Linked DNA regions of Homo sapiens: region 1 is linked to region 2. Evidence: chromatin loops called from intact Hi-C (ENCODE). Cell type or tissue: heart left ventricle. All regions are shown on one strand. Each heading gives the region's core, and the rest is flanking DNA. Links, peaks and the distances in the headings are about the cores only.

What was found. A loop is a pair of places that touch in the nucleus more often than their neighbours do. Peaks named below come from ENCODE experiments on the same cell type or tissue, not always from the same donor. Only the 100,000 strongest peaks of a DNase experiment are listed, where the experiment ranks them.
Region 1: it touches region 2 in a loop (3-fold over the local background); 9 of 110 quality-filtered maps call a loop at or near these places.

The regions. Positions count from the first base shown.
Region 1 is chr22:50,429,310-50,444,196 of GRCh38, forward strand. It overlaps PPP6R2 (protein phosphatase 6 regulatory subunit 2), which reads left to right. Exons shown (of 24, transcript NM_001242898.2): 11 at 1,864-2,073; 12 at 2,956-3,020; 13 at 5,657-5,772; 14 at 7,058-7,143; 15 at 7,679-7,759; 16 at 8,197-8,294; 17 at 8,534-8,591; 18 at 8,865-8,989; 19 at 9,290-9,453; 20 at 10,392-10,548; 21 at 10,652-10,740; 22 at 11,513-11,717; 23 at 14,557-14,808. Among named protein-coding and RNA genes, the nearest start is that of MIR12114, 29 kb to the left of the region's middle. RefSeq lists an enhancer at 14,744-14,887. In heart left ventricle, for the core only: no CTCF peak of the experiment used is centred there; DNase peaks (open chromatin) are centred at 8,662, 10,422, 12,372, 12,922 and 3 weaker places.
Region 2 is chr22:50,493,428-50,503,815 of GRCh38, forward strand. LMF2 (lipase maturation factor 2) reads right to left here. Exons shown (of 14, transcript NM_033200.3): 13 at 10,381-10,388; 14 at 9,522-10,272. The coding sequence ends at 9,964. Among named protein-coding and RNA genes, the nearest start is that of LMF2, 9.1 kb to the right of the region's middle. In heart left ventricle, for the core only: a CTCF peak has its summit at 4,961 (motif pointing left); no DNase peak of the experiment used is centred there.

The DNA.
Region 1 (14,887 bases), core at 6,888-14,887, 57 kb before region 2:
CATGAGCCACCGCACCTGGCCGTATGTGGAATTTTATCAGATTTTTTTTGTATGAGTTGAGATGATCATTTGGCTTTCGTCCTTTATCCTGTTAATGTGGTGTATTGATTGATTTTCATACGTCGATCCATCCTTGCATTTGAGGAGCAAATCCCACTTTATCCTGGTATATAATTCTTTTGATATGATGCTAAGTTTGGTTTGCTAGTATTTTGCATCCATGTTGATAAGGAACATTGGTTTGTAGTTTTCTTTTCTTGTAGTGTCCTCATTCAGCTTTGGTATCAGAGGTAATTCTGTCCTCACAGAATGAATTAGAAAGTATTCTCTCTTAGTTTTTTGGAAGAGTTTGAGAAGGATTAGTGTTAACTCTTCTTTAAATGTTTGGTAGACCTCATCGCCAGGAAAGGAAAAACAAACAACAAAATAAATGTTTGGTAGAATTTACCAGCAAAGCCATCTGGTACGGGCTTTTTGTTGAGAGGTAGGTCTGACTCCATGTTACAGATGAGGTGACACAGGAAAGCCTCCTCCAAGGTTGCTCAAGGTCACATGGGCAGAGAAGGTGAAGCCAGGATTTAGGACTACGTTTCTGTGGAGAACATGAAGCAAATGAGCCTCCTGCCTTTCTCTAGCTCCAACCCCACTGTGTGGAACGAGGAGCCCAAGCTCGAATCCTGGTGTGGAATATACACCTCACCCCATTCCCCTCTCCATACAGTCCTCCTTCTCCATGGAGGCAGAAGAGGGTCTGGGACACAGGCTGCCGTGGCCCTGGAATGTAAGAGACGGCAGTGGGGGGCGAGTGCGTCAGACCTATGTCCCCCTCTCTGTCCTCATCTGGAAGAAGCTACATGGGAGGTGAGAGATGGCAGCTGTCCTCGTTCAGCCACCTCTGTCCCCCAGGGGAGTATCTAGGTGGCCAGAACCACCTCTGGGCTTCAGCCCATGCTGGTTAAGTCTGGGCTCCCTTGGGGAGTGTCTGAATGTGCCCCTCACAGTCTCACGTTTGTGTGGTGGACGATATGCACACGCCTGCCCATCCTGGGTGGAATCCTCATGTGCTTGAGAGTCTAACACACTTCCAATAATTCATGAGAAAGACAGAATCATAAAGGAACTTCTCACATACTTAGAACTGAAGAATCATAAAAATACTACTTAGCAAAATGTGTAGAATGTAGTTAAAGTTGATTGTATACAGGGAAATGTAGCCTTTAAAGACAGACTGGAAAGAAAGGCTGCAATTAATGAGTTGAGCTTCCAACTGAAGGACAAAAGAAGCCAGGCCTGGTGACTTATGCCTGTCATCCCAGCACTTTGGGAGGCGGAGGCGGGCAGATCACCTGAGGTTGGAAGTTCAAGACCAGCCTGACCAACATGGCAAAATCCCGTCTCTACTAAAAATACAAAAATTAGCTGGGCATGGTGGTGGGCACCTGTAATCCCAGCTACCAGGGAGGCTGAGGCAGGAGAATCACTTGAACCCAGGAGGCAGGGGTTGCAGTGAGCCGAGATCGTGCCACTGCACTCTAGCCTGGGAGACAAAGCAAGACTCCGTCTCAAAAAAAAAAAAAAAAAAGAATAAACCCGCAGAAAGTAGAAAGGTGATGATTCAGATTGAAGCAGAGACCAACAGACACCCACAGGCAGGAGGCAGAAGTGCTCAGTGGCTATTTGAAGAAGCTCCGTAATAGAGAGATGACCCTCAGGAAAACGCTTAAAACTCCTTCCTAGCTACCCAGAGACTGGACTTGTGAGGAGTTAGGACGCCACCTTTAGGAAGGGTTTCCCTCAGCTTTGTGGTGTAGCCGGCAGGAGAAAACCGATCTAAGAACTGTCTTCTGTCCTCTGTTTACCCAGGACTTGTTCTTTAAGTACACCTGGAATAACTTTTTGCACTTCCAAGTGGAACTATGCATAGCCGCTATTCTCTCCCACGCTGCCCGTGAGGAGAGGACAGAAGCCAGCGGATCCGAGAGCAGGGTGGAGCCTCCGCATGAGAACGGGAACCGGAGCCTGGAGACTCCCCAGCCGGCCGCCAGCCTCCCTGACAACACAATGGTGACCCACGTGAGTCCAAGAAGCATCCATCTTATCAGCGCCAACTGCGCCCCACTCAGACCGTGTCCATGTCAGCGCTGACGTGTGCCGGACCTCACTGTGCAGCTGACACGGGGGCAGGGCTTTGAAAAGGGTCCCCAGGTGTCTGGTCAGACGCTCGTAGACAGTGGGGCTTGAGTGGGTCTTGCAGATCTCATTCCTACCTGCCTTCAGCAGGGGTACTGGTGCCTTCCACGTGCAGGCCTGGCAAGGGTTAGCACTGGATGAGATGAGTTCAGTCTGGCCTCCAGCTGGAGGCCCAGGGAATAAATGCCCAGGGAGCCAGCAGTGTCAGTGATGGGAGCCACACGGTGGGGAGGGGATGCTGAGGGACATGCAGGCCAACCAGGGACTGTCACCCGGATAGCAAGGCCACAGGTATATCGTAGTGTGAGGTGGAGCCCAGGAAAAACATCTCAGGTACAAGAAGTGATCTGTGTCAGGGCCTGGAGGTGAGAGAAAGTGCTGAGGGCAGACAGCCCTAGTCGTTCTTCCGGACACAGAGAAAGAGGGCAGGAGAGTGGCCAAAGTGGAGGGCAATGGAGAGACGGGGAGAAGGCCCAGGGGAAGACAGGGGTCAGGGGGCAATTCCAGGAGTTGGAGGAGAAGGGAGAGGGTCCTTTTCTCGGGCTTCATCTTTAGGGCGCTCAGCAGTATGAGCCCCGAACCGCACCCTCCTCTGGTGTTTGGTGAGGACCGCGGAGGCTGGGGCTGTGCGTGCGCAGCAGTCAGGGCCTGCAAAGTCCACACAGACGTGGCCGCCAGCCAGCCCTGCCCAGTCCAGGGATGGGTGGAGGGGTGCGTGCCGCCTTCAGACCCTGACTCACGCTGTCCCCCTGCCCCGCCCCCCAGCTGTTCCAGAAGTGCTGCCTGGTGCAGAGGATCCTGGAGGCCTGGGAAGCCAACGACCACACGCAGTAAGAGCCGCTCGGACGTGGAGGGACCCAGCCTGGCCAGTCAGGGATGCAGAGACGCACCTCACCCAAGCCCTGGTGACGCTGCGTGCAGGACTGCAGGATCGGGTGGAGTGTAGGGTGTGCGACGTGGCTCCACGTTCTGGGGCTGCTGTGCAAGGGGCCCTTCTACTGGGCGGACAGCTGCAAATGCTACTTGGGGAGGGGACACAGGGAGCCGACAGGAAGCGGTCCCGTCCCCACCAGGCACCTGCTCTGGCCCCCGCCCAGCCTGGCTTTGCCCTCTTGTGGGTCCGCTGTCCGTTCCTGATCTTCCCCAGGAACTCGGGCCCTCCGTCAGCACTCGCACACAGGGACGCGTTATTTTGGTCTTTCCATCTTCTGCTTAATGGGTGCTCCCTCTGGTCAGGACACATGTCCCGCTTATTGTCGTGGGCCCAGAGCCATCCCCACCCGTTTGCTGTCCTGCTGGGAACTGTCTGGCTCTGGGCGATATGAGGAGGGACTCCAGGGAGCTGGGAGGGGTCTGAGTGCAGCTGTGGGGAAGCAGAGGCCGAGCTGGGCTGTACAGCATGGAGGTCCCGCCCAACCCTCCCCTTGGGGTGCTGAGCCTGAGCTTGGTAGCTGGCAGCATGGGCTCACCTCCTGCGCCACTGCTGCCACCAGCGGGACTTAGGCCACGCCACGGCCTTTCTGCCTCCATTTCCCTGTCTGTAAAATGGAGTGAGAGCAGTGTCTGTTTCCTCATCTGTCTCAGTGGCACTTTTGGTAGTGAGGTTGGGGTGAGCCTGCTGCACGTGGCAGGTGCTACTCAAACAGAAGTGTCCTGGAGGAGGGCAGGGGGCGCGGACACTGGGCAGGGGCCGGGCATTTGCTCTGGAGGTGAACCTGGAGGAGGGCAGGGGGCGCGGACGCTGGGCAGGGGCCGGGCATTTGCTCTGGAGGTGAACCTGGAGGAGGGCCGGGGGCATGGATGCTGGGCAGGGGCCGGGCACTTGCCCTGGAGGTGAACCTGGAGGAGGGCTGGGGGCGCGGACGCTGGGCAGGGGCCGGGCATTTGCTCTGGAGGTGAACCTGGAGGAGGGCTGGGGGCATGGATGCTGGGCAGGGGCCGGGCACTTGCCCTGGAGGTGAACCTGGAGGAGGGCTGGGGGTGCGGACGCTGGGCAGGGGCCGGGCATTTGCTCTGGAGGTGAACCTGGAGGAGGGCTGGGGGCGCGGACGCTGGGCAGGGGCCGGGCATTTGCTCTGGAGGTGAACCTGGAGGAGGGCCGGGGGCATGGATGCTGGGCAGGGGCCGGGCATTTGCTCTGGAGGTGAACCTGGAGGAGGGCCGGGGGCATGGATGCTGGGCAGGGGCCGGGCATTTGCTCTGGAGGTGAACCTGGAGGAGGGCCGGGGGCGCGGACGCTGGGCAGGGGCCAGGCATTTGCCCTGGAGGTGAACCTGGAGGAGGGCCGGGGGCATGGATGCTGGGCAGGGGCCGGGCATTTGCCCTGGAGGTGAACCTGGAGGAGGGCCGGGGGCATGGATGCTGGGCAGGGGCCGGGCATTTGCTCTGGAGGTGAACCTGGAGGAGGGCCGGGGGCGCAGACGCTGGGCAGGGGCCGGGCATTTGCTCTGGAGGTGAACCTGGAGGAGGGCCGGGGGCATGGATGCTGGGCAGGGGCCGGGCATTTGCTCTGGAGGTGAACCTGGAGGAGGGCCGGGGGCGCGGACGCTGGGCAGGGGCCGGGCATTTGCCCTGGAGGTGAACCTGGAGGAGGGCCGGGGGCATGGATGCTGGGCAGGGGCCGGGCATTTGCTCTGGAGGTGAACCTGGAGGAGGGCCGGGGGCGCAGACGCTGGGCAGGGGCTGGGCATTTGCTCTGGAGGTGAACCTGGAGGAGGGCTGGGGGCATGGATGCTGGGCAGGGGCCGGGCACTTGCCCTGGAGGTGAACCTGGAGGAGGGCCGGGGGCATGGATGCTGGGCAGGGGCCGGGCATTTGCTCTGGAGGTGAACCTGGAGGAGGGCCGGGGGCATGGATGCTGGGCAGGGGCCGGGCATTTGCCCTGGAGGTGAACCTGGAGGAGGGCCGGGGGCGCGGACGCTGGGCAGGGGCCGGGCATTTGCTCTGGAGGTGAACCTGGAGGAGGGCCGGGGGATGGATGCTGGGCAGGGGCCGGGCATTTGCCCTGGAGGTGAACCTGGAGGAGGGCCGGGGGCGCGGACGCTGGGCAGGGGCCGGGCATTTGCCCTGGAGGTGAACCTGGAGGAGGGCCGGGGGCATGGATGCTGGGCAGGGGCCGGGCATTTGCTCTGGAGGAGGGCCGGGGGCATGGATGCTGGGCAGGGGCCGGGCACTTGCCCTGGAGGTGAACCTGGAGGAGGGCCGGGTGCGCGGACACTGGGCAGGGGCCGGGCACTTGCCCTGGAGGTGAACCTGGAGGAGGGCCGGGGGCATGGATGCTGGGCAGGGGCCGGGCATTTGCTCTGGAGGTGAACCTGGAGGAGGGCCGGGGGCGCGGACACTGGGCAGGGGCCGGGCACTTGCTCTCCGAAGTGAACCTGGAGGCCTCTGCCACTTGGCTCTCTGGGTCGTGGGTCTGGCAAGGTCGGGGCCAGGAGGCCGCCCCGATGGTGCCTGTTGCTTTCAGGGCAGCGGGTGGCATGAGACGTGGGAACATGGGCCACCTCACACGGATCGCCAACGCGGTGGTGCAGAACCTGGAGCGGGGCCCTGTGCAGACGCACATCAGCGAGGTCATCCGAGGTGAGCCCCCAACCCGGTCATCCTTCTGCTGGTCGCGGGCACCGGGACCCCGAAGGAGCTGCCGCCTGAGACTAAGCTCTGCCCGGCAGCAGGTGCTGACTGCACTGACAGTGAGAGACCCATGGCCACCTCTGTCCTCTCACTTCACACATCACATCTCTCCTCGTGGGGGCCTGGGTCTCATGTGTCAGTTCTATTGGGCGGACTTCTGTGGAGACCCTGCCAGGCGTCAGCGTGTGGCACAAGAGACAGTCCCTCCCGGGGTAGTTGGTGACTCCGGAGCTGGCACTCAGAAGCCGTTAGCGCCACCGGGCTCCTTGCAGCTCAGGGAGCCCTGCCTGGCTAGGCTGTCCTGGCTGTGTGCTCTGCACTCAGGTGATTGGAGAGTCTCATTCTCACTCAGGTGTGAGATTTCGTAGCACAAGTCTCAGGGGAGCAGGTTGCAGCCTGTTTCTTAAGAACGCAGTGGGTTAGGTGGGCGCAGGCACAGCACATGTGTGGCAGAGGCGGGCCCAGCTGTGGCCTCTCCTCCCTATACCCGTGTAAGGTGAGGAAGCTCTGGATAGTCCTCCCCGCACCCCAGGACCATAGTGAGGGGACTCCTGGGTTGGGCTCCATTAGCCCCTGGCGAGGTCAGGCCTGCCGGCTGCCATCACAAATAATAAAAGCAGGGCAGGAGGAGCTTCCCCACATCCTGGAGGGCAAAGTAGATGGGTGGAGGTGGAGGCCAGGGACAGCTCCCCAGGGCAGGGGCAGTTTAAGGAGGCGAGGGGCAAGCAGGAAGCTGTTGGATCATTCCATACGATCTCCAGATTGTGAATCCTTCCAGGACTCTGACCTCCCCGGAAAAACAGGCAGGACACGCGCCCAGGCCTGTAGGCTGCTGCTGAGTTTGGGCCTGTGAGGTGGGGGGAAGGAAGCTGGCTGCTTTCTCAGATTCTGTTCCACGGCTTCTGCGTTTCTGGGAGTTCCTCAGAATGGGCTTCCACCCAACAGACTTGGAACTCAGATGCCCACTGGGGTTTCGGTAGGGGCAGAAGTGCCCACCACCCTGCCCACAGGTGCTGCACCTCAATCTCACTGTGGCCCCAGGCCCCTCCGGACACGCGGCTATGCTGCCTCTTTCTCATCCGGCAAAGCCCCTGCTTCAGGCCCTCAGACGGGCTGACCACAGTAGCAGCGCCCCATCCTCCCGGACCCAGGATGCACCTGCCGGAGCCCCCGGGTGCCCTGCACCATCTGCACGGGGTCTCCCAGGGCTCACCAGGCAGCACTTCCCTTGCAGGGCTCCCTGCGGACTGCCGTGGCCGCTGGGAGAGCTTCGTGGAGGAGACGCTGACGGAGACGAACCGCAGGAACACTGTGGACCTGGTGAGGAGGCTCGGGGCTGCCCCCTCGGTGCACGCACGGTGCTGGGACGCCGTCAGACGCTCCTGCCTTTGCCCTGAGGCAGAGGCCAAGGGAGGCACAAGGGCCGCACGCCTGCCTGCTCCTCTTGACTATGCGGTGCCCCTGCATAGTGTGTCCTCCGGGCTGATGTCCGTAACAGAGACCCCGTCCTGTGCCACACCCAGGGCTGGGTCTCTGAGGACCTCTGTGCAGAGCCGGTGTTGGCCTCAGGTCCCTTTCCTCCCACTCCAGGAGCTGTAGCTTGTTGGCAGAGGGCTCCTTTTGCCTGAGACCCACAACCTGCCCCCTGCACATGGAGGTCGGGCTGTCACGGGGCCTTGGCCTCACCTAGGCACCTCCTTACACAGCACGGCCTCCTGGGCCCAGAGATCTGATGAGTGATGTGCTGGGTGGGGTCTGGGAGCCCTGGGCTGGGCATGGTCCTGGGCGCTGGGCTGGGTGGGGTCTGGGGCGCTGGGCTGGCTCACACGCCCACCCCATCTGGCCTGTGTTTTAGGTGAGCACTCACCACCTTCACTCCTCAAGTGAGGACGAGGACATTGAGGGTGCTTTCCCTAACGAGCTGTCCCTTCAGCAGGTGAGGGCGTGGCCGGCACCTGCACCCTGCCGGGCCCTTCCCGGCACCTGTGTGCGCTGCGCTTGGTCCTCCAGACGAGTCTGATGGCATCTCACTAGCAAAGGGGAGCGGGGGCTCGTCTCCGAGCACGTATGGGGCGGGGTGGGTCTGAAGGGAGAACCCCAAAGTCACTCCACCTTGATGAGAGCACTGAGGACACGGCAGATGGACTCGAAAGTCAGAGAATATGGGGCGTATCTCAGATGTGACCGCAGCGAGCGCGCAGCCTGAGTTTTGGTAGAATCGTGAGCCCTGAACAGAGTTTACTGCCCACTTGTGCTGGAGGAGAAGCTCCCGAACAACTAGAGAGATTGTGGTTCCCAAAGAGCAGCCTCCAGGCCTGATGCCTCCTCCATGACCGGTGTCTGTCCGTCCCTCCCTCCCTCCCTCCCTCCCAGGCCTTCTCTGACTACCAGATCCAGCAGATGACAGCCAACTTCGTGGATCAGTTTGGCTTCAATGATGAGGAGTTTGCCGACCAGGACGACAACATCAAGTGAGTCTACTTGGAGCGCACTCTGCACGAGGCGCGGCTCTCCCTGCTGCTGAGCTCCCGTGGAGGCAGCTCCCTGAGGTCTTGCCGGGAGTGCCGTCTGATGTCCCCGGGAGACAGCAGGTGTTCCCAGTTGTGTGAGGGTGCTGAGGCCCCCGATGAGCACCGGGGGAGGAGCACTGAGGCCCCAGATGAGCAGTGGGCCTGGAGGAACGCTGAAGCCATCCCCCTTGCTCTTGCAGTGCCCCGTTTGACAGGATCGCAGAGATCAACTTCAACATCGACGCTGACGAGGACAGTGTGAGCAAGCCGGGCTGTGTGGGGTGCCGCCACCCTTTTCCCAGGCAGCTCAGGCCATGCCCATGGCTCGGTCTGTCATGGGCCTGTGCGGTGGGGCTGGGAGAGGCCCCTCTGTGGAGCTCGGAACAGTCGCTTTCCTTGCCCCTCCCCGTCCTCCCCTCCAGCCCGGGGCTCCCACATCCCGAACTAAGCCCCTCTGGGAGCTCTATGGGGAGAGCGGCTCCTGTCTCCCCCAGACCCTCTGGAAACTCACCTTGGCGTTTTACTCTGCAGCCCAGCGCAGCTCTGTTTGAGGCCTGCTGCAGTGACCGCATCCAGCCCTTTGATGATGATGAGGACGAGGACATCTGGGAGGACAGTGACACTCGCTGTGCTGCCCGGGTGATGGCCAGACCCAGGTGCGGGGCCTGCCCATCCCCACAAAGCCTCTGCCGAGGAGGTTCAGCCCCCAGAACACCTGTCAGACGCCCTGTGGTTCGTTAGCTGGCTTGCAGAGCAGCCACACCTGTCCTGCCAGCTCTGGGGCCCAATGCAGCGGGTGACCCTAAGGAGCCCAGAGCTGAGGCCTGGAGCGTCTCGTGCTCCTCTCTCGAGACGATCTGTGCTCACCCTCAGCCCCGAGCCTGGGGCCGCCACTGACCCTCCATGTTAGGCGTCCGTCCTGGGCCACCAGACATCTGACTCTGAATCTCCCCCAGGTTTGGAGCCCCCCATGCTTCAGAGAGTTGCTCAAAGAATGGCCCAGAGCGTGGAGGCCAGGATGGGAAGGCGAGCTTGGAAGCACACAGAGATGCACCTGGGGCAGGTGCCCCACCGGCCCCCGGGAAGAAGGAAGCGCCCCCTGTGGAGGGTGACTCAGAAGGTGGTGCTGGGCGCCAGGGGCTGGGAGTGTGGGTATCGGGGACAGGACATGGTACCCCGGCCTGGGTGTTGTGGAGGCTTCATTTGGAGCTGAGGCATTTGGGGCTCACTGTGGCCCGGAGCCTGAATCCCCAGCTATTTCCCAGCCGTCCTGAGTAGGGGTCTGTGCTGCGCTGTGCCCAGCGCAAGGTGGCCTCCTGCCCCTGCCTTGCAGTTGTGGTCACTCAGCCACGTTGCCAAGGCTGGTGGGTGGTGTCCACCTAGTCTCCATCGTCCGTCCAGCCCCCACACAGTCAGGCACAGGCCTGACGCCCTCCCCAGCACAGCAGCACAGGCCGGCCGCCACCTTCATGGCCGACATCTATGGCAGGAGCCAGTCCACCTCACAGGCCGCATGGCTGATGAGACCCCTCTCCTTACCCTGCCCTGGGGGCAGCACTGAGGCACTCAGGACTTTGGTGGCGGGGGCAGAGATCTCTGTTAGGAGGGGCTGAGCTCTTCGCTGACAGAGCAAGGGTGACACCCTGGGGAAGCAGGAACATCCCAGATAGGAGGAAGACACCCCATCCTCGAGGCCAGGAAGGGGCCAGTGGTGCTCGGTGAGCTGCCGGCTCTGTGGGTTGCGGTCCTGGGTAGGACAGGGCAGTGGCATCACCTCCACACTGTCAGTGTCAGTCCTGCTGGAGGCCTGGGGGCCCTCAGGCACCTGACTGAGCCCCAGGTCACACGCCCCATGGGTGTCGGCAGCTTGTCAGGACCCTCGAGCTGTCCCCTGTTGCTCCTTGAGGGGCTGACGGGCACTGCCTGGGCCTCCCTCCTGGAGCAGCCCCATCTTCCTGTCAACCTCTGAGGGGCTCCCGGGGCAGGGGCGCTGCCTCCCCTTTGCCTGCAGCACCCCAGGCCTGCCCACGCCTGACCACTGTGTCTCTCCCCCAGCAGGCGCCATGTGGACGGCAGTGTTTGATGAGCCAGCGAACTCAACGCCCACAGCCCCAGGAGTGGTGAGGGACGTGGGTTCCAGTGTGTGGGCAGCTGGCACCTCAGCTCCAGAGGAGAAAGGCTGGGCCAAGTTCACTGACTTCCAACCTTTCTGCTGGTAACAAATGCGCTGGCAGGAGGGGGCTGTGCCAGGAAGTGCCTGTCAGGGCCAGGAGGCACCTGTCCCCCAGGACTGATCCTGTCCTCGTCCTTGTATGCAGCTCCGAGTCAGGGCCCAGGTGCAGCTCTCCGGTGGACACAGAATGCAGCCATGCTGAGGGCAGCCGGAGCCAAGGCCCTGAGAAAGCCTGTGAGTAGGAGCAGTGCAGGCGGCACCCAGCCTTGCCCAGTTTAAGGCCTGAGGCCAGCTGGCCCCCCTCCTTGGGGGCAGTGGGAGGAGGTGGCCGGGGCCTCGCATGCTGCTACGTCTCTGGTGACATTGGGGTTTGATACAGCAATGGGACTGGAGCAGCCACGTGTAGATGGGGAGGCCCCCAGAGGGGAGGCAGCAAGGCCATTGGGCTGGCTCTGAGCCTGGTCTGAGTAGGTGGCACAGCTCAGGTCTGCACCCTGGATTCCGGACAGCAGCACTGGGACCCCAGCATTGAGATGTGTGTGGGTGGGTTGTTGGCAGGAAGCTGTTCTGTGGCCTGATCAGAGCCCCTGGCCCCCAGCCCCCTAGTCAGGCTCAGAAGCTCCCCCAGATAAGGCTGAGAGCTCCAGGTGAGTGACAGCTGGCTCCCAACACTGGTGTCCCCGGTTTTGGGGTCCTTTGGGCTTAAAGGAGCTGTGGCAGGACCACACGAGGCGGAGTGGGCCCCTCCCTGAGCCTCTGCGTCCTCCTGTGAGACCAGGGCATGTGTCCCTGTATCATGGGGGAGGCAACAGGGTTGTTTGTGTGGAGACCCCATGGCAGGTGCGTGAGCCTGTCTGCCTCATCATGCGGCTCCCACACAGGCACATGTGTGCAGGCAACAGGCTGCATGTGAGAGGGCCACATGTATGGGGACCCTATGGCTGGAGTGGCCGCACCCTGTGACCCCTCCTGCCTCACTGGACAGCACAGGCCTCCTACTTTGCAGTCAGCCCGGCTTCTCCATGTGCCTGGAACGTGTGTGTCACCAGGAAGGCCCCCCTGCTGGCCTCTGACAGTAGCTCCTCTGGGGGCTCCCACAGCGAGGATGGCGACCAGAAGGCAGCGAGTGCCATGGATGCGGTGAGCAGGGGTCCCGGCCGGGAGGCCCCCCCGCTGCCCACAGTGGCCAGGACAGAGGAGGCTGTCGGCAGGTGTGTGGGGCGTGGCGGGGGCGGGCCTGCCGGGTGCATAGGGCGTGGCTTCCAGGCTCTGTCCCCAGGTCTCAGCTCCCCTGAGAGGAGGTGAGGCCAGGCCAGGGTCTTCTCCACACTGCCTCCCCCATGGCCCCGTGACCCTTCAGAGGCTGGCTGAGGCGGCGGTGGTGCCCACGCGTTTACGTGGAGGCCAGATGGGAGAAGTGTGGGGCCTTCTTTCGTGGACAGAACATCGTGTTCTCTGTTGTGAGTGGTTAAGACAAGAAGACAGGGCCTGGATGTCCCAGACAGTCCCCCAGGGACTTGGGGGAGCAGCCCCTACCCCAGATCCCAGTTGGAGAGAACAGCCCAGCTCTTGGGGCTCTGGGCCTGGCTGAGCCGCCTGGGATCTGGGTACCCTGGTGGTCGGGGAGGGGCACAGACTTTTAAGTCTGGCAGGCGAGCGGGCATCTGTGGGGCTCACGCAGACCTCGCCTGCTGCTCCCCTTCCACGGGAGGCCTATGATTCCGAGACGCCTCAGAAGCAGGATAGTAGGATGGGGGGCGGCGGCCTCAGGACTGCACTGGGGGCATCCAAATCCTGACTGAGAGTTGGAGGCAGCTTGCAGGCTGGCAGAGGCCCAGGCTCCCTTGAGCCCCCAAGAGCCATCCCTGGGGAGAGAGTGGAGAGGGAGGCTCTCCCTGTGAGGAGGTTGGAGGCTGGCCGGCCCCTCCAGCAAGCTGAACCCCATCCGTCCCCAGGGCCACAGGAAGGTCCCTGGGATCCTTCAGTAAACAGATACCTCTCTGGCCTCTGGGGTCAGGGCGTGGGTTAGCAGGAGGGCAGGACCGCTGGGGTAGATGCCAGGGCCAGGTAAACCTGAGGGGGAGGGTAGGACTGGGCTTGACGTGGGGAGGAGGGCGCACCCAGCAACGGCACAGCTGTGCAAAGACCCTGAGGCCTGAGCTCCCAGTAGGTCCAGGCAACAGTGGGGAAGTCCTCGGGCTGGATTCCTCTAGGAGGGGACAAGGTGCCTTTCACATCTGGTGGTGCATCCCAGTCACTCCTGGCTCCATGGTTGTGAAGGGCCTGCCTGGAGCGGGGTGAGGGTGTCCCCCAGCCTCACCGCCCAATGCAGCTCAGCCTGCATGCGTCCCACCTGTACTACCCTTCCCCCACAGGTGGGGCAGGCCTGACACCTCAGAGGGTCCTGCTCACTGACCCCCGGCAATCCTGGAGAGTCTGTGTGGTACTGGGGCTCCGGGCATCTCCCCCAGCCAAGCTGCAAGCTCAGCACCAGGCTGGCTCTCCCCGCCCTGTTGACCAGCAGGCCCCGTCTGTGCTCACAGCTCCTCCCCTTGTTTGGCCACCCTGTCTTCAGGGCATCTGCAGCAAGTGGGGGGCACAGCACGGGAAACGGGGCCAAGGCCGTTTCCCGATGCCGGCAGTCACTGGGAAGCCCAGGCCAGAGCCCCTCGGGTTGAAAGTCATACAGAGTTCCTGTGTGGGCTTCATTCCTTCTTAAAGTTTAGTCACTGAAATTTTTGTTTGTTTGTTTGAGACAGAGTCTTGCTCTGTTGCCCAGGCTGGAGTGCAGTGGCGCAATCTTGGCTCCCTGCAACCTCCGCCTCCCGGGTTCACGCCATTCTCCTGCCTCAGTCTCCCAAGTAGCTGGGACTACAGGCATCCGCCACCACCAGGCCCGGCTAATTTTTTGTATTTTTAGTAGAGACGGGGTTTCACTGTGTTAGCCAGTATGGTCTCGATCTCCTGACCTCATGATCCGCCTGCCTCGGCCTCCCAAAGTGCTGGGATTACAGGTGTGAGCCACCGCGCCTGGCCTAGTCACTGAAATTCTTAACAGTCTTTACCCTGCCAGGCACAGTGGCTCACGCCTGTAATCCCAGCACTTTGGGAGGCCGAGGTGGGTGGATCACCTGAGGTCGGGAGTTCGAGACCAGCCTGGCCAACATGGCGAAAACCCGTCTCTACTAAAAATACAAAAATTAGCCAGGCGTGGTGGCAGGCGCCTGTAGTCCCAGCTACTTGGGAGGCTGAGGCAGGAGAATCGCTTGAACCAGTGAGCCGAGATCACGCCACTGCACTCCGGCCTGCGCATGAGAGAGACTGACTGTCGGCAAAAACAAAACCAAAACAAACCTTTACCCACTTCTCCTAAACAACCCCTAAAAAACTGCTCTGAAAAGCAGGGAATATCATTGTGCAAAGTAAGTTGTTTTTTTCCACGGGGCTGTCTGCGTAAAACTTGCCACTTAGAGCCCTGCCTGCACCGTCGTCACGGCCCAGCCTGCAGGTGAGCTTCCTCGCGCCCCCGCCTGACCTGAGTGCCCCTCCCTCAGTCAGACACAGTGTCGTCGCCCTGCAGGAAGCCAGGGGGCCCGTCTGCTGCTCGTGGCCAGGCTGGGCCTTGGGGTGCCCGACCCCCTCCAGAGCAAGCCCCTTAGATGCCCGGCAGGGTCCTCTCTACCCTCCCATCCCCTGGGAGGTTTCCCCAGACTGTGTCCAGTGTGAGGCTGAAGTTGAGATCATAGCACAGGAGGCTCTGGGGTCCTTGAAGAATGAGGCGCTTGATGATGAGCAGGATCTGAGTGCTGCCTGGAGGAGGTTTGAGGTCATCAATGGACAGGCAGCTTGTCCCAGTACTTGGAACTTGGGGCAGCAGAGCTGCCTAGCTGGGCACAACCTGGGCCACCCCACAAAGGGCAGGAGTGAGAGGGGCCAAAGATGGTGCTCCCAGGCCGCCTGGACCTTTTTGTCCAGCTGGTCCTTGGGCATGAGGCGGGGTGGCACTGAGGGTGGGGGTGCCCGTAACCGGAGTCCATGTTTGCCACACAGGGTCGGGTGTGCTGACAGCCGGCTGTTAAGCCCTGCCTGCCCCGCGCCAAAGGAAGTGACTGCTGCCCCAGCCGTGGCTGTGCCCCCCGAGGCTACTGTGGCCATCACCACAGCACTGAGCAAGGCTGGCCCCGCCATACCCACCCCAGCAGTCTCTTCTGCACTGGCCGTGGCGGTCCCCCTAGGGCCCATCATGGCAGTCACAGCAGCCCCAGCCATGGTGGCCACCCTGGGGACAGTGACAAAGGACGGGTGAGCAGGTTGAGTGTGGGGGTAGGGGGTGTGGACAGGGCCCGCAGCCCGCACGGTTCCAACCCCACCCCATTCCTGC
Region 2 (10,388 bases), core at 25-8,024:
GGGGTTAAATAGACAGCCCAGAAATAAACACTTCAATATATGGTCAAATGGTTTTCAACAAGGGTGCCAGAATCATTCAATGGTGGAAAGAATGATCTTTTCAACAAATGGGGCCAGGAGTGGTGGCTCACGCCTGTAATCCTAGCACTCTGGGAGGCCGAGGTGGGCACATCACCTGAGGTCAGGAGTTTAAGACCAGCCTGGCCAACGTGGTGAAATCCTGTCTTGACTGAAAATACAAACATTAGCTGGGCATGGTGGTGCATGCCTGTAATTCCAGCTACTGGAGAGGCTGAGGCAGGAGAATCATCTGAGCCCGGGAGGCAGAGGTTGCAGTGAGCCGAGATCTCGCCACTGCACTCAAGCTTGGACAACAGAGCCAGACTCCATCTCAAAAAACAAACAAGCAAAAACGAATGGTTCTGGACAAATAGAATATTCACATGCAGAAAAATGAAGTTGGGCCGGGCACGGTGGCTCACGCCTGTAAACCCAGCACTTTGGGAGGCCGAGGTGGGTGGATCACCTGAGGTCAGGAATTTGAGGCCATCCTGGCTAACATGGTGAAACCCTGTCTTTACTGAAAATACAAAAATTAGCTGTGCATGGTGGCAGGCACCTGTAATCCCAGCTACTCTGGAGGCTGAAGCAGGAGAATCGCTTGAACCCGGGAGGCGGAGGTTGCAGTGATCCAAGATCTCGCCACCGCACTCCAGCCTGGGCGAAAGAGTAAGACTCTGTCTCAAAAAAAAAAAAAAAGAAAAATGAAGTTGGACACTTACCTTACACCACATACCACATACAAAAATTAAATCAAAATGGATCAATGACCTAAACTTTTTTTGCTTTGAGACAGGGTCCTGTTCTGTCACCCAGGCTGAAGTGAAGAAGTGTGCCACAGCTGACTGCAGCCTCGACCTCCTGGGCTCAAGCGATCCTCCCATCTTGGCCTCCAGAGTAGTAGGGGGACTACAGGTGCACACCACCACAGTTGGCTAATTTTTATTTTTTGTAGAGACAGGGTTTCTCCATGTTGCCCAGGCTGGTGTCGAACTCCTGGGCTCAAGTGATCCTCCCACCTTGGCCTCCCAAAGTGCTGGAATAATAGACGTGAGCCACAGCGCCCGGCTGACCTAAACTTAAGAGCTAAAATGGCCAGGAGCGGTGGCTCACGCCTGTAATGCCAGCACTTTGGGAGGCTGAAGCAGGTGGATCTTGAGGTCAGGAGTTTGAGACCAGCCTGGCCAACATGGTGAAACCCTGTCTCTACTAAAAATACAAAAATTAGCCGAGCATGGTGGCACTTGCCTGTAATCCCAGCTACTCAGGAGGCTGAGGCAGGAGAATCGCTTGAATCTGGTAGACGGAGGTTGCAGTGAGCTGAGATTGTGCCACCACATTCCAGCCTGGGCGACAGAGTGAGACTCTGTCTCAAAAAAAAAAAAAACTAAAACTTTAACCTTCAGAAGAAAACAGAAGACAAGCTCCTTGACATTGCATTAGGCAATAATTCCTTGGATATGACACCAAAAGCACAGACAACAAAAGAAAATAGATAAGTTGGCCAGGCGCAGTGGCTCAGGCCTGTAATTCCAGCACTTTGGGAGGCCGAGGCTGGTGGATCACGAGGCCAAGAGATCAAGACCATCCTGGCCAACATGGTGAAACGCCATCTCTACTAAAAATACAAAAATTAGCTGGGCGTGGTGGCGCGTGTTTGTAGTCCCAGATACTAGGGAGGCTGAGGCAAGAGAATTGCTTAAACAAGGGAAGTGGAGGTTGCAGTGAGCCGAGATCACACCACTGTACTCCAGTCTGGCAACAGAGCGAGATTCCATCGCAAAAAAAAAGAAAGAAAGAAAGAAAAGTTTATTTTTCTAATTTTTCTTTTTCTTTCTTTTTTCTTTTCTTTTTCTTTTTTTTTTTCGAGACGGAGTTTCGCTCTTGTTGCCCAGGCTGGAGTGCAATGGCGTGATCTCAGCTCACTGCAACCTCTGCCTCCTGCGTTCAAGTGAATCTCCTGCCTCACCCTCCCCAGCAGCTGGGACTACAGGCGCCCGCCACCACGCCTGGCTAATTTTTTGTATTTTTAGTAGACACGGGCTTTCACCCTGTTAGCCAGGATGGTCTCGATCTCCTGACCTCGTGATCTGCCCGCCTCGGCCTCCCAAAGTGCTGGGATGACAGGCGTGAGCCACCGCGCCCGGCTGATTCCTCATTTTCAACCCAGTCTCTCTTGACCACTAAGCCAACTAGTTCCAGCTTTTTCTGAAGACAAGTCAGGTTGCCCTCCCAAACCTTCCCTCTTCATACAGGGGCCTTCTACCTGACCTCTGAGATTTCTCGCCCAGCACCTCAGCAAGGGCTTGTCTGATGCTGCTGTACTTTGTCTACCCCTCCAATCACAGGAGTCCGTAGTTCCTAGAAAATCTATTTTTGCTCCTGTCCCAATCCGCTGAATAAACTGTATACAAAATTCAGGTGTGGAATCTCATGTTGCTCCCTTTGGTCAAGTTACCTATTTTCCCAAGCCTGCATCTAAGCTTGATCCTTCTCCTGCTAAAAGCATCTTCGGCCGGGCGTGGTGGCTCATGCCTATAATCCCAGCACTTTGGGGGCCAAGGTGGGCAGATCATGAGGTCAAGAGATCGAGACCATCTTGGCCAACATGAGGAAACCCCGCCTCTATTAAAAATACAAAAATTGACCGGGCACGGTGGCTCGTGTCTGTAATCCTACCACTTTGGGAGGCTGAGGCGGGTGGATCACCTGAGGTCAGGAATTCGAAACCAGCCTGACCAACATGAAGAAACCCTGTCTCTACTAAAAATACAAAATTAGCCAGGCGTGGTGGCACATGCCTGTAATCCCAGCTACTCGGGAGGCTGAGGCAGAAGAATCACTTGAATCTGGGAGGTGGAGGTTGCGGTGAGCCAAGGTCGCGCCATTGCACTCCAGCCTGGGCAACAAGGCGAAACTCCATCCCAAAAACAAACAAACAAAATACAAAAATTAGCTGGGCATGGTGGTGTGCGCCTGTGGTCCCAGCTACTTAGGAGGCTGAGGCAGGAGAATTGCTTGAACCCGGGAGGTGGAGGTTGCAGTGAGCCGAGATTGCACAACTGTACTCCAGCCTGGGCAACAAGAGCGAAACTCCGTCCCCAAAACAAACAAACAAAATACAAAAATTAGCCGGGCGTGGTGGTGTGCGCCTGTGGTCCCAGCTACTCAGGAGGTTGAGGCAGGAGAATTGCTTGAACCCGGGAGGCGGAGGTTGCAGTGAGCCGAGATTGCACCACTGCACTCCAGCCTAGAGGACAGAGCGAGACTCTGTCTCAAAAAAACACAAAAAACAAAAACTTCCTGGCCAGGTGCAGTGGCTCACGCCTGTAATCCCAGCACTGTGGGAGGCCGAGGTGAGGGGATCATATGAGGTCAGGAGTTAGAGAACAGCCTGGCCAATATGGTGAAACCCCGTCTTTATTAAAAAAATAAATAAATAAATTAGCTGGGCATGGTGGCACGGCCTGTAATCCAAGCTACTCCAGAGGCTGAGGCAGGAGAATAGGTTGAACTCAGGAGACAGAGGTTGCAGTGAGCCAAGACTGCACCACTGCACTCCAGCCTGGGCGACAGAACAAGACTCCGTCTCAAAAAAAAAAAAAAAAAAAATCTTCCTGGGTATTCTCTCTGCCAGCTCTCTGCCCCAGCTTGTCCACGACCTTCTCCTCAATACACAAGTGTGCACCCCTGTCCAATCTCCCACTTAATTCACAGGACAGCTCTAGATCTCTGCTTACTTGCCAGACAGAGACAGTCAGACACCTGGACCGTGGCACCCACCTGTCCAACCTCGCCCAGCTCAGATCACCAACCTCATCGATTTCCTTGCAAAACTTTTGACTTCCGCCTTGGACTTTTGCCCCTTAAAATTTTATCTCTGCAGAGTTAGAATATGACATTGCTTTGTCGATACCATAATAATAAGGCTACAGTAAAGGGAGAGCTATTCCCTCCCAAATTACATTTTCTCTAGATTGGGCCACTCTTGCCATTTTAAACTTTCATTTATTTACTTATTTTTATTATTTTTTTTTGAGACAGCGTCTCGCTCTGTCACCCAGGCTGGAGTGCAGTGGTGCGATCTCGGCTCATTGCAACCTGCGCCTCTCAGGTTCAAGCGATTCTCCTGCCTCAGCCTCCTGAGTAGCTGGGATTACAGACATGTGCCACCATGCCTGGCTAATTGTTGTATTTTTAGTAGAGACAGGGTTTCACCACGTTGGCCAGGCTGGTCTCAAACTCCTGACTTCATGTGATCCACCCGCCTCAGCCTTCCAAAGTGCTGGGATTACAGGCATGAGCCACTGCGCCCAGCCTCATTTCTGGTCTCTGTTCCTGCTTTTCCTGCTCGGCGAGCCACACAGCTAGAATCATCTCACCAGCCAGGGCCTCTGCCCGTGGTTCTTGTGCAGCTCTGGAGAGCTGCTCTTCCCATCCAAAGGTCTTCGATCCCCTACAGTCCACAGTTCCCAGTTCTCCCCTCCACGTGCATGGAAGCAGGACACCCCAATCTCATCTCTTTTTTTGTTTCTTTTAAGAAACCAGGTCTTGCTCTGTTGCCATGCTGGGAGTGCAGGGGTGCAATTAGAGCTCACTGCAGCCTCGAACTCCTGGCTCAAGTGATCCTCCTGCCTCAGCCTCCTGAGTAGCTGGGACTACACGTTCAGGCCACCACATCTGGCTACATTTTAAATTTTTTTTTTTGTAGAGAGAAGCTCTTGCTATGTTGCCCAGGTGGTCTTGAACCCCTGGCCTCAAGTGATCCTTTTGTGGCTTCCCAAAGTGCTAGGATTACAGGAGTGACCGCTGTGCCTGGTCGTCTCACCTTCTTTTGACATGGAGCCCCAGCCTTGGGAGGCAGATGCTGAACCGTGTCCACAGTGCCCCCTTCTGGAAATTCTCCACAAGCCAAGGTTTTGGACAGCTCCAATGTCTGGGGCTATGGCATTTCAGGCGGGAAGTCTCTGCAGAGAGCAGTACCTGCCTTCATCCCTTCCTAGATATTAATTCACTTTCAGACACATACTGAGCAGCTAGTGTGAGCTGTTACGGTGCTGGCTCTGCAGACAGAGCTGCAGCGAAGACAGACGCCAACCCCACCCTCACACAGCCAATCCTGTGCTAGTTTTTTCTGTAGAACCACCACTGGGTTTCCAGTTGGTCTGGGTTATCTGGTGAACTCAGAGACTTTCGCTGTCTTCTGGACACTCCACAACAGTCCAATCACCTGCGGGGACCCTGACCTCTGCAAACCTCCGGGGGGTGGTTCCTTGGTTGGCCGCCCTCCTCTGACGGCTCCGCCTCCCTGCCGAGCCCTGGGATCGTCCTCCCTGGCTCCTGCCTTCTCTCTCATAGGATCTCATTTGTTCTGACACACTTATTCTCAAGCCCAGTAGTTACTCTTGAATATTGCTTATAGAGGTGTGTTTCCTTGAATATTCAAGCATATGTGTTATGTAATGGGTAATAATAAAGTAGGAATGTGCATATATGAATCAGCACAAAATAACTAAAAAAAATCCCATCTCCAAAGTCACTGACTATTGACAAATTCTGGACCTACTTCTCCGTTTGTTGTTTTTTTTTTTTTTTTTTTGAGACGGAGTCTCGCTTTGTCGCCCAGGCTGGAGTGCAGTGGCGTCTCGGCTCACTGCAAGCTCCACCTCCTGGGTTCACGCCATTCTCCTGCCTCAGCCTTCCAAGTAGCTGGGACTACAGGTGCCTGCCACCACGCCTGGCTAATTTTTTCTATTTTTTTTAGTAGAGATGGGGTTTCACCATGTCAGCCAGGATGGTCTCGATCTCCTGACCTCGTGATCCACCCGCCTCGGCCTCCCAAAGTGCTGGGATTACAGGTATGAGCCACCGCACCCGGCCTATTTTTATTTTTTCTTGAGACGGAGTCTTGCTCTGTTGCCCAGGCTGGAGTGGTGTGGCACGATCTTGGCTCATTGCAACCTTCGCCTCCCAGGTTCAAGCGATTTTCCTGCCTTAGCCTCCCGAGTAGCTAGGATTACAGGCACACACTACCATACCCGGCTAATTTTTTTGTACTTTTAGTAGAGACAGTGTCTTGCCACGTTGGCCAGGCTGGTGTTGAACTCCTGACCTCAGGTGATTTGCCCGCCTCGGCCTCCCAAAGTGGCGGGATTACAGGCGTGAGCCACCGCGCCTGGCCCAGATTCTCTTTTTATAAAATTATGATTGTATCACTTAACTATTTCTTCTCGACAGTTGTTATACACAAAGGCAGTAGCTCATTCCCCTAATGGATCCCTTACTTAGCTATCACCTCATAAACAGTTTCCAGCTAATGAGTGTAATATACACAGCAGCCACAAATGTCTCCATGCAAATTTTTTTTTTCTTTTTTAGACGGAGTTTCACTCCTGTTGCCCAGGCTGGAGTGCAATGGCACGATCTTGGCTCACCACAACCTCTGCCTCCTGGGTTCAAGCAATTCTCCTACCTCAGCCTCCTGAGTAGCTGGGATTACAGGCGCCTGCCACCACGCCCGGCTAATTTTTGTATTTTTAGTAGAAACACGGTCTCGCCATGTTGGCCAGGCTGGTCTTGAACTCCTGACTTTGGGAGATACACCCGCCTCGGCCTCCCAAAGTGCTGGGATTACAGGTGTGAGCCACCATGCCCGGCTTAAAAATTTATTTTTGACAAATGCAAGTGGTTTTATTCCTTTTTTTTTTTTTTTGCATTTTACTAGGAAACAGCCTGTGTGTGTTTCCTCCCGGTGCACAGCCTATATGGTTCTTTGACCAAATGGTGTCTTAGTCACTGCATCTGTTAGAGACTCAGCTTCTCATCAAATCAGTTCTATATAGGCTGGGCGTGGTGGCTCACACCTGTAATCCCAGCACTTTGGCAGGATGGTGGGGGGGGGGGGGGCGGTGGATCACTTGAGGTCAGGAGTTCAAGACCAGCCTGGCCAACATGGCGAACCCCGTTTCTACTAAAAATACAAAAATTAGCTGGGTGTGGTAGCGTGCACCTGTAATCCCACACAAAAGCTTGCATATCCAATGTTCACAGCAGCACTATTCACATAGGAAAGGCGGAAGCCACGCAAGCGTCTATCGATATACGAATGAATAAGGACAGGGAAAACGTGGCCCCTCCGTACACTGGACTGACTCAGCCCTAAAGGAACACAGCGCTCATACGTGCTATGACGTGGGTGTGGCCTTGAAAACACCGTGCTGAGTGAAAGAAGCCAGACACAAAGGTCCCATGTTACTGATCCAATTTACAGGAAATATCCAGAGTAGGTAAATCCACAGAGACAGAAGGTAGATGAATAGTTGCTTAGGGCTTGGCAGGGAGGGGTCAGAGGGCAAAGGCTAAAGGGTTTGGGGTTTCTTCTGGAGATGAAAGGTTCTAAAATGGCCTCCGGGCCAGGCGCCGTGGCTCATGCCTATAATCCCAGCACTTTGGGAGGCCGAAGTGGGCAGATCTCCTGAGGTCAGGAGTTCGAGACCAGCCTGGCCAACATAGTGAAAACCCATCTCTACTAATAAACTACAAAAATTAGCCCGGTGTGGTGGTGCACGCCTGTAATCCCAGCTACTTGCAAGGTTGAGGCAGGAGAATCGCTTGAACCCAGGAGGTGGAGGTTGCAGTGAGCCGAGATTGTGCCACTGCACTCCAGCCTGGGTGACAGAGTGAGACTCCATCTCTAAATAAGTAAATAAATGGACTCTGGTGATAGACGTGCAACTCTGTGAATAAACTGAAAGCCACTGAATTGCGCACTTGAACGGGTGAATTGTGTAGCACGTGGCTTACCAAGAGAGCTGCTACACAAAACAAAACACAGAACGCATTCATCAAGTGAGCTTGAAAGCTTAGGAACATCAGGCCGGGCGCGGTGGCTCACACCTGTAATCCCAGCACTTTGGGAGGCCGAGGCAGGCGGATCACGAGGTCAGGAGATCGAGACCATCCTGGCTAACATGGTGAAACCCCGTCTCTACTAAAAAAAAAATACAAAAAATTAGCCAGGTGTGGTGGCGGGCGCCTGTAGTCCCAGCTACTCAGAGAGGCTGAGGCAGGAGAATGGCGCGAACCCGGGAAGTGGAGCTTGCAGTGAGCCGAGATCCTGCCACTGCACTTCAGACTGGGTGACAGAGCGAGACTCCGTCTCAAAAAAAAAAAAACTCAGGAACATCAGCCTGGGCAACAAGGGGAGTGTGGGTGGTGATGGCAGCCTGAGGCAGGAGAATCATTTGAGCTCAGGAGTCTGAGACTGCAGTGAGCCACAACTGCACCACTGTGCTCCAGCCTGGGCAACAGAGTGAGACCCTGTCTAGAAAGCCAAGAAGCCTAGGAACAGGTTTTTTAGTTTTAAACATATTACTTTTTTTTTTTGAGATGGAGTCTCACTCTGTTGTCTAGGCTGAAGTGCAGTGGCATGATCTCGGCTCCCTGCAACCTCTGCCTCCCAGGTTCAAGCGATTTTCCTGCCTCAGCCTGTGGAGTAGCTGGCATTACAGGCACCCGACACCATGCCCAGCTAATTTTTGTATTTTTAGTAGAGATTGGGTTTCACCATGTTGGCCAGGCTGGTCTCGAACTCCTGACCTCAGGTGATCCACCCACCTCGGCCACTCAAAGTGCTGGGATTACAGCCATGAGCCACAGCGCCCAGCCTATTATTAAGCCAAGGCTGACTTCTCGATTGTTTATTCCATGTATAGGAGCCCCTTGAAGACATCTGAGAGTTCACGCCACAGGCTGTGTTTGAGCACAGGGCTCTGCCTGGGTGGGCCAGATGGAGGTCAGTGACATGAGGGAGCTGGGTACATTGGGAGCTGCCCAGGGGTCTGGCAGGAGACCAGGAGGCAGGGGCTGTACCAAGAGGACGGGCCAGAGGCAGAGGAAGCTGTGCTGTGAGTTTCCAGGGTGGGCAGTGACCTCTGATTGATAACCTGACCCCAAATGGAAACCTGGACGGTGCCCTGACTGCTGTCTCTGCTGCTGTTCTCTTCCCAGGATGGAGGCCAGGGGCATCAGATGCACCTTCCCTCCTCCGTCCCAACCCAGGGCCTCCAGCTACCCTCCCCCTGGCCTCACTCTGCAGAGGAGCCTCTTCTAACCTGCCCACCTCATCTCTCCTTCTCCCCTTGCCCACTCTGGCCCTTCCGTCCTTTCCTGAGGCCAAGAAGTGGGAGCAGGAGGGAAGTGAGGGACCGGCTCCACCACCGACCTTGGAGTGTGGAGCTGACAGGTCCACCGGGCTGTGCCAGGCCTGAGGCTCCTCTGTGATCAGGCAGTGGGCAACACCAAGCCAGGCCTCTTCAGAGAGAATGCTGAGGACGGGGCAGGAGGGTGCCCAGGGAGCCACGCCGTGGCGGAGCCTGACTGTGCTCTGGGCGGCCCACTGCCTGGGGCAGGGGAGACAATCCCATCCTCATGCCTCCTGGGAAAGCAGCACCAGGCACACAGCCAAGCACAAAAGACGCCTTTATTGGTGCCCAGATCTAAAGGGCAGGATGGGCTGGTGTGAAGATGACGTGGAAGATGACAGTGCTTCCCCTCTTCCCCTGGGAGTCAGCCTCTTCCCCTCTGGCACGGGGCCTAGGGTTGGGGGCTCTAGACTCAGACCCCCACAGCCCAGGGCAGGGGAAGGGTCTTGAGCTTGGTCGTGTTTTCCTCCTGGGCCAATCACAGAGGCAATAGTGGGAGTCCTGGGGAGGGGCATGGCTGGCGTGGGGGTGGGGCCTGGAGCCCTCAATGCAGCACCCTGCAAACCCCAGGGGCAGCCCCCCAACCTGTGCCTGGCCCTGCAGGGTCAGCTAAGGCACAGTGGCTGGGTCCTGTCCTGCCGGAGGCCAGAGCACTCCCGGCGACCTGGCCCTCTCAGGACGTGCAGCTGGGAGAACACAGCTACTTCTTTCGCCGGGTGGTCCTCGAACTACTGGAGCAGGGGTTGGGGGCTGCGGTGGCCTGTTCGGAGGCAGCTCCGGAGTCTTTCTGGGAGGCTGGCCTGCGCTTCTCCCCGCTGACTGGTGCCAGCGGGGAGGACCGGAGAGAACAGGGTGCTAGCAGGGCTTGCACAAATCTGACAGCCCCCACGGCCATGAGGAGCCCCCAGAGCAGGGCGGGGGCCTCCAGGGGAGACAGCTGAGAGCGAGTCCAGTGGAGGGCCTGGGCCAGGGTGCTGTTGGCGCTGCGGGTGCGAGGTGGGCTTTTCTCCTGTGGGAGGGAGGGAGGGAGGGAGGTTGGGGAAGTGCTTACTGGGTTTACCCCGGGAGGCTGGGGTCACCCCTGCCACCTCCCCCAGCCTGGCTGACACCCCCTTACCTGTAGTC